Regions from separate parts of the Mus musculus genome. Here region 1 is linked to region 2. The links are chromatin loops, found by intact Hi-C in ENCODE. Cell type or tissue: heart. All regions are shown on one strand. Each heading gives the region's core, and the rest is flanking DNA. Links, peaks and the distances in the headings are about the cores only. Region 1 overlaps 2610027F03Rik (a long non-coding RNA gene). Region 2 has its middle 36 kb from the start of Gm34641.

Region 1 (2,811 bases), core at 297-2,796, 160 kb before region 2:
TGTGAAGTCCTGGCTGACTCCCCTGTGCTGCAGGCTGGTGAGACAGAGGCCAAAGGCCAAATGACTTCAGCACCTGACGAGGGTGTGGATCTCATTATAGCTGCAGGGTCTGGGGATCGAATGGGTGGCTGAAAAAAGTCAGCGGACTTGCTTGATGCCTGGTCAACAGTTTGTGCAAAAGCAGGTCTTCGGCGTGGCCAGTCAGTCATTCCAAACTAATTTTGTTTCAGCAGAAAGCCCCTCCGCCTGCCCCCGTCCACAGCCCTTTTCCCTCACATAGTGATTTGTGGACTTTGGAGGAGATTATCTTCTTCAATCTTTCTTTTATAATAAGTAGGCTATTATTACTCATCTCACTGCAGCGAGAAGTATATGACAGAAGGGCCTTAGGGAAGAAAGGGGTTATTTGGGTTCATAGTTTGAAGGTGCAGCCCTCCATGGTGAGGAAGGCGTGGTGATACAAGCACGTATCCGCTGAAGTCAGGATGCAGAGAGACATGGGTACTGGGGAGCAACTCACTTTTTCTCCCTCTTATTAAATCCACGCTCCCAGCCCATAGGACCGTGCTACCCACACCATCTTCCCGAGGTCTTCCCACTTCAGTCACCTTAGAAACTCCCTCACAAACACGGCCAGGGCTTGTCTCCTCTGTGATTCTAGATCTACCAAGTTGATAATCAGCATTAACCATCCCAGATGGTCCTTGGAGAGTTTCCCTAGGTCTCAGAATTGGCCAGAGCACTTTGGTTTGTGTGCACTCTCATGAGTTGGTGCACATGGATGCAAGACACATGTCTTCATGTCCTCTGATCTAAGCACTTGGTTCATGTTTTGTGAGATACTGCTTGGTCCTCAAGATCTAGTCGTGGCCTTTAAAGAATGCACTGAAGACTGGGGAGTTGAAGCTCACAAGGATTAACACGTGTGTAGCCGTGGTCAGCTTACTCTGCGGTGGAGTGGTAGAGCAGCACCATAGGGTATGAATGAAGCTGAGGAAGGATGTCAGTGGACAACCAAAGGGAAGTGTAGATGTAGCCTCTAGGAGTGCCTGGCCTCCAAGGTACAAAGCTCAGAGCAACAGAACAGGAATGAGAGTGAGCCACTGGGCAACCATGGAGGCAGAGAGTGCATTTGGCCCCACAGGGCAGGAACACAATGTTCCTGTGAAAGTCTAAGGTGGCTGCTTCTTGGCCCAGGGGATGGAGATGTGCCAAAGGTTTTAAATTAGGCAAGGGGGAGGATACAATGAAGATAACTTGTTTTGGGCAATGGCATCATCAGAGACATGGCATCAGCTTGGACTTTTGGACAGACTCTCAGCATAGGCGACACAGAATATTCTGGGGGGGGATATCTCACTCTATGAGTGCTCTGTTCGTGTGAGATCTGCAGCAAGAGCTTTGAGAATGCCTGAAGTCATTGCTTCTTGTCATCTTGAGAGGTTTGTTCTGATGGTTTGTTGTAGTAGGAGAGTCAAGGGCAGTTAGGATTCTCCCTATTTAGAAAGGTAAGTCAGAGGCAAGGAAAGAGAGACAGCTACCCCTGAGGCCAGGAGCTATCAAGTGAGTGGCATGAGCCGGCTGGCTGCCTCTAACCTGACCTCACTCATCCCAGGACTGACTTGCATGTTCCAAGTTGTGAAGTTCTTGGCTGCACTTTATAGGTCCAGGAAGGTCTGCCTAACTGCCTGCCAGCTTGTGTGAGGGAGGGTTCAGTGTGAGCATGGCATAAAGAGCATGAAGGGGGAGGGGAGGAGGACACATGTTCTTCTAAGGTGTCACCTGCTTCTGCCTTGCCATTTGGAGCCTCCTTTGGATTGTCTGTTCACTTTTGGCTTTGTTTTGTCTTCCATTTAAGGAGGAGAAATGCAGCCGGCTTGAGGAGGGTCCTGTTGAGCTGATTACCATGAGCCGCCCTAAACCAGAACTGATCAAGCTCTGCTGGCAGCGTCTTTAGAACTTGGGTGGCCCCATTCAAAGCTGAAAAAAAAATCAACAAAAGGGCAAGGGTGGGGAGATTTCATGCACATCCTTGAATAAAGGAGTGATGGTTTTCAAACTCTATTTCTGATACATTTTCTAAATTTTGATGACATCTCTGGCTTAAGCCCTGAAAATTTGTGACATTCTCTGATCAAGCATTTTCTTTGGAGATTGGCTTGATTATGGGCTTGGGTCCTGAGTGATTTTTTTTTTTTAAACATAAGAAATCAGCTCATCTAGTACTCAATAAAATCCCCCTTTCCAAAGGAATGGCCCTGTGCTGGAAGATGTTATGGCTTGGAGCAAGAGAATAGGGCACTGTACTTAGGGAATCTCCACATTCAGGAGACAGAAGATAATTCAGAACTTACTTATTTTAGCACAGCTATTTATTTTCCCATAGGACCTATGATCTCCCCTGCCATGGGATTTCGACTGGTCTCACAGGATTCCTTCCTGCAGAGTGGGCCTTAAATCCAGTCAGAGAGCAGTTAGTGAGCTTCATAGTCACCCTGTCACTAGTGCACTAGGCATGCGTTGCCTGGCAGGGTGTGTCATGGTCGGTGACCACCTGGTCTAAAGAGTAACAATGTGGACATGTGGATAGGAAGGAGATTTACTGAGTTCTTGCCATGGTACAGACCCTGATGTTCATTCTGATTTTTCTGGCACTTTATGGCTTTTTTCTGGAAAGCTATAGGAATCCAGTAACGGCAGAGGCACAACCTTAGGCATAACTCTTCCTGGCTGCCACAAAGAGGATGGGATTGAACCCAAGGAGGAAGCAGAACAATTGTGGACAACAGAAGTCTCCTCAATTTGGCAGGG
Region 2 (2,811 bases), core at 94-2,593:
CTGGTCTGGTCCATTCTGCTTCCTTCAGGATGATGTATAGAATTCCTCTAAGACATACCTTTTGTCTTGGCATCTCCTTGTAACATCAGATATGTAGAACCACGCCCCCCCACCGTCTGCTGGGTCCATGTTCACACAACAACAGGGAAGGTTCAGACACATCTAACCTCAGCCAGCGTTAACTAGTGACTCCTTGACTTTCTAACATGCCTTCAATATTTAGGAAAAAGCAATTTTTTTCTTTTCTTTGTTGCTTTTTTTTTCTGAATTATACAGACTTGAGAAACAACTCGTCGTGCCAGGGAGATAGCTCAGTCTATAAAGCGCTTGCCATACAACCACTAAACTCTGGTGAAAACCAGAGGTCAGAATTCCAGCACCCACATAAAACGTGGACTGTGGAGCATGCTTATAACCATGGGTTTTTCCACCCAAACCCCAGCTCCCAAATAATGACTTGTAGGCTATTATTTATTAATAATAGGCCTTAACTAGGCTTGTTACCCAACTAGCTCATAACTCAACCTGTTTAAACTATTCTGTCTGCCACATGGCCAGTTTTATACATCTGGCTTTCTCTAATTCCAGGTCACAAATCTCTCTTCCCATGCCTGTTTATCTCCCAGAGTTTCACTCTCCCTGCTGGATATCCCACCTTCTATTCCACCCTTTCCTAAAGGGCCAGAGTGTTTTTATTGGCAGGAAATGCTTCCACATAGTACAAAAGAGATTATCCCTACAGGTTCTCAGTACTGGGGAGGTGGAGCTTGCAGACCTGTTAGGTTAGCAGAATTGGTGAGCTCCGGCATCAGTATAAGACTCTGTCTAAAAGAAGATCTCGGGGGAGGTGGGGAAGGGGTAACATAATCGATATCTATTGTCTAAAAGAACATTGAAATAAAAAAGTTAAAGAAAATAAGGTGAAGAGGAATTGAAGAAGATACCTGACATCAACCTTTGGCTTATACACACACTCACACACACACACACACACACACAAACACACACCTAACCTCTAAAGCTTCTAGAATATGATTTATTAACCTTGGGGTCACAGGAACTTTCTGTGAAGCTTTGTAAAGCATCCTGCCACATCTATCTGTCTATCTATCTATCTATCTATCTATCTATCTATCTATCTATCTATCTACCTACCTACCTACCTACCTATCTATCTATCTATCTATCTATCTATCTATCTATCTATCTATCTATCTATCCATCTATTTGTCATTTCTTGACTAAGCTGGCCCTTCCAACTTTAAGGAGAGCAGCCAAGTGTCAAATCTGGCTTTCTCCAAGTCTTGCTTACAGAAGGCCAGTGACGGGCAATGCTGACCTTGAGCCAAATGCAGAAGGCAGCTGCAGATGGTGCTGCAGAGAGATAGTGTGTGGATGGTGCCTCCTGCTAATCATAGACACCCAGGCCCAGCCAAGCCACCGGACTCCTGGCTGGGAGTCAAGGCCCAGCCTTCCCCCATGTGGGACTGTGTCCAGGTACCTTAGGATACTGTCTGGCAACCTGTTCCCTCAGCGTGAGGTGCCTCTCTCCTGGCCTTGGAGCCAGTCATCACCTGAGGGAAGAATGCCTGTCAGAATTAAGGTCTAAGTGTCTGCCTCTTTACAGCCTTCGGAATAATTCATTTTCTGCTTTTAGGACTGCTTTCTGACATGTTGTAGGGGTATGATTTGTCTGTTACCAGAGTCTCTGAAACTCAGTTTCACAGTTTCCCACTGGAGACACATGTGTTTGTGGTTTAACTTGTCCAACATTCATGAACCCCTTCTGAATACAGCACCCAAGTTCTTTTTTCTATTTTTAGCTGACCCATGGTGATCTGAGAAGAACCCTAACTCCAGGTAAGGAAAGATCAAAGAGTGATGTAGAGGATGCTTGTGCATTGTTGGTTAAGTGTATTCTCAAGCCTGGGAATAAATATCTTCATCTTAATGAAATTCATGAAACAAATACATTTTCTAATTTTTTATGCTATTTGTTATATAGGAGTTTAATTTATTTTTATTCAACCCACATCCAAAAGTCTTTCTGAATTCATTTGTTAATTCAGACAGTTTCTTGGCAAATGCTCTTGCATTTTCTATACACCAAAGTATAGCCACTTCAAACACGGGCCAGCTTTATGTTTTCTTCTTTTGTAATTTGTTTATTATTATTTTTTTTATTTCTTGTCTTGAAAACAATTGTAAATAAATCAATAAATGCTGGATATTATTAAGTACCTGTTTACCACTATTTGGAGAGTGATGTTCTTTACTCCTTAATTTTATTAATGTGATGAACTAAATTAATGTTTATTTTTATTTATTCATATGTGGACATACATGGCACATGTGTCCAGCTACCTGATGAGGCCAGAAGAGGGTTTTGGATACCCCCTAAAGCTATAGTTATAGGTGTCTATGAGTTGCTACATAGGAACTGGGAACCAAAGTCAAGTGCTCTGGCTAAGAAGTAAGTGGTGTTAGGCACTGAGCAATCTTTCCAGTTCCAATTTATATTAAGTTTTGAAAACTTTTTCTGAGAAGTTACAATTTCATATGCTCTTAGTTTTACTTATAAAGTGTTTAAAATTCTGCCATTAATGTTCTTGAAAGGTAGTGACCTGTAATGTTTGGCCAGGCTTTACTATTAAAGTTATAGTGACTGCATAAAATGTGTTTAGAAGTTGTATTAGATATATGTCTGATTGCTGGAACAAAGTTTTGACAAAAGCAACTGGTTTTTGGTTCCTAGTTTGGTTCCTAGTTTTTGGTTCCTTTGTTGGTTCCTAGTTTGAGGGTTCTGTGGGG

Evidence for each region. Hi-C counts contacts between places; a loop is a spot of excess contacts. Peaks named below come from ENCODE experiments on the same cell type or tissue, not always from the same donor. Only the 100,000 strongest peaks of a DNase experiment are listed, where the experiment ranks them.
Region 1: it touches region 2 in a loop (2.5-fold over the local background); 3 of 42 quality-filtered maps call a loop at or near these places.

The regions. Positions count from the first base shown.
Region 1 is chr1:120,761,504-120,764,314 of GRCm38, forward strand. It overlaps 2610027F03Rik (a long non-coding RNA gene), which reads left to right. Exons shown (of 3, transcript XR_001779385.1): 3 at 1,859-2,064. Among named protein-coding and RNA genes, the nearest start is that of Gm29345, 43 kb to the right of the region's middle. In heart, for the core only: no CTCF peak of the experiment used is centred there; DNase peaks (open chromatin) are centred at 1,238 and 1,608.
Region 2 is chr1:120,920,319-120,923,129 of GRCm38, forward strand. No RefSeq gene overlaps it. Among named protein-coding and RNA genes, the nearest start is that of Gm34641, 36 kb to the right of the region's middle. In heart, for the core only: no CTCF peak of the experiment used is centred there; a DNase peak (open chromatin) is centred at 1,463.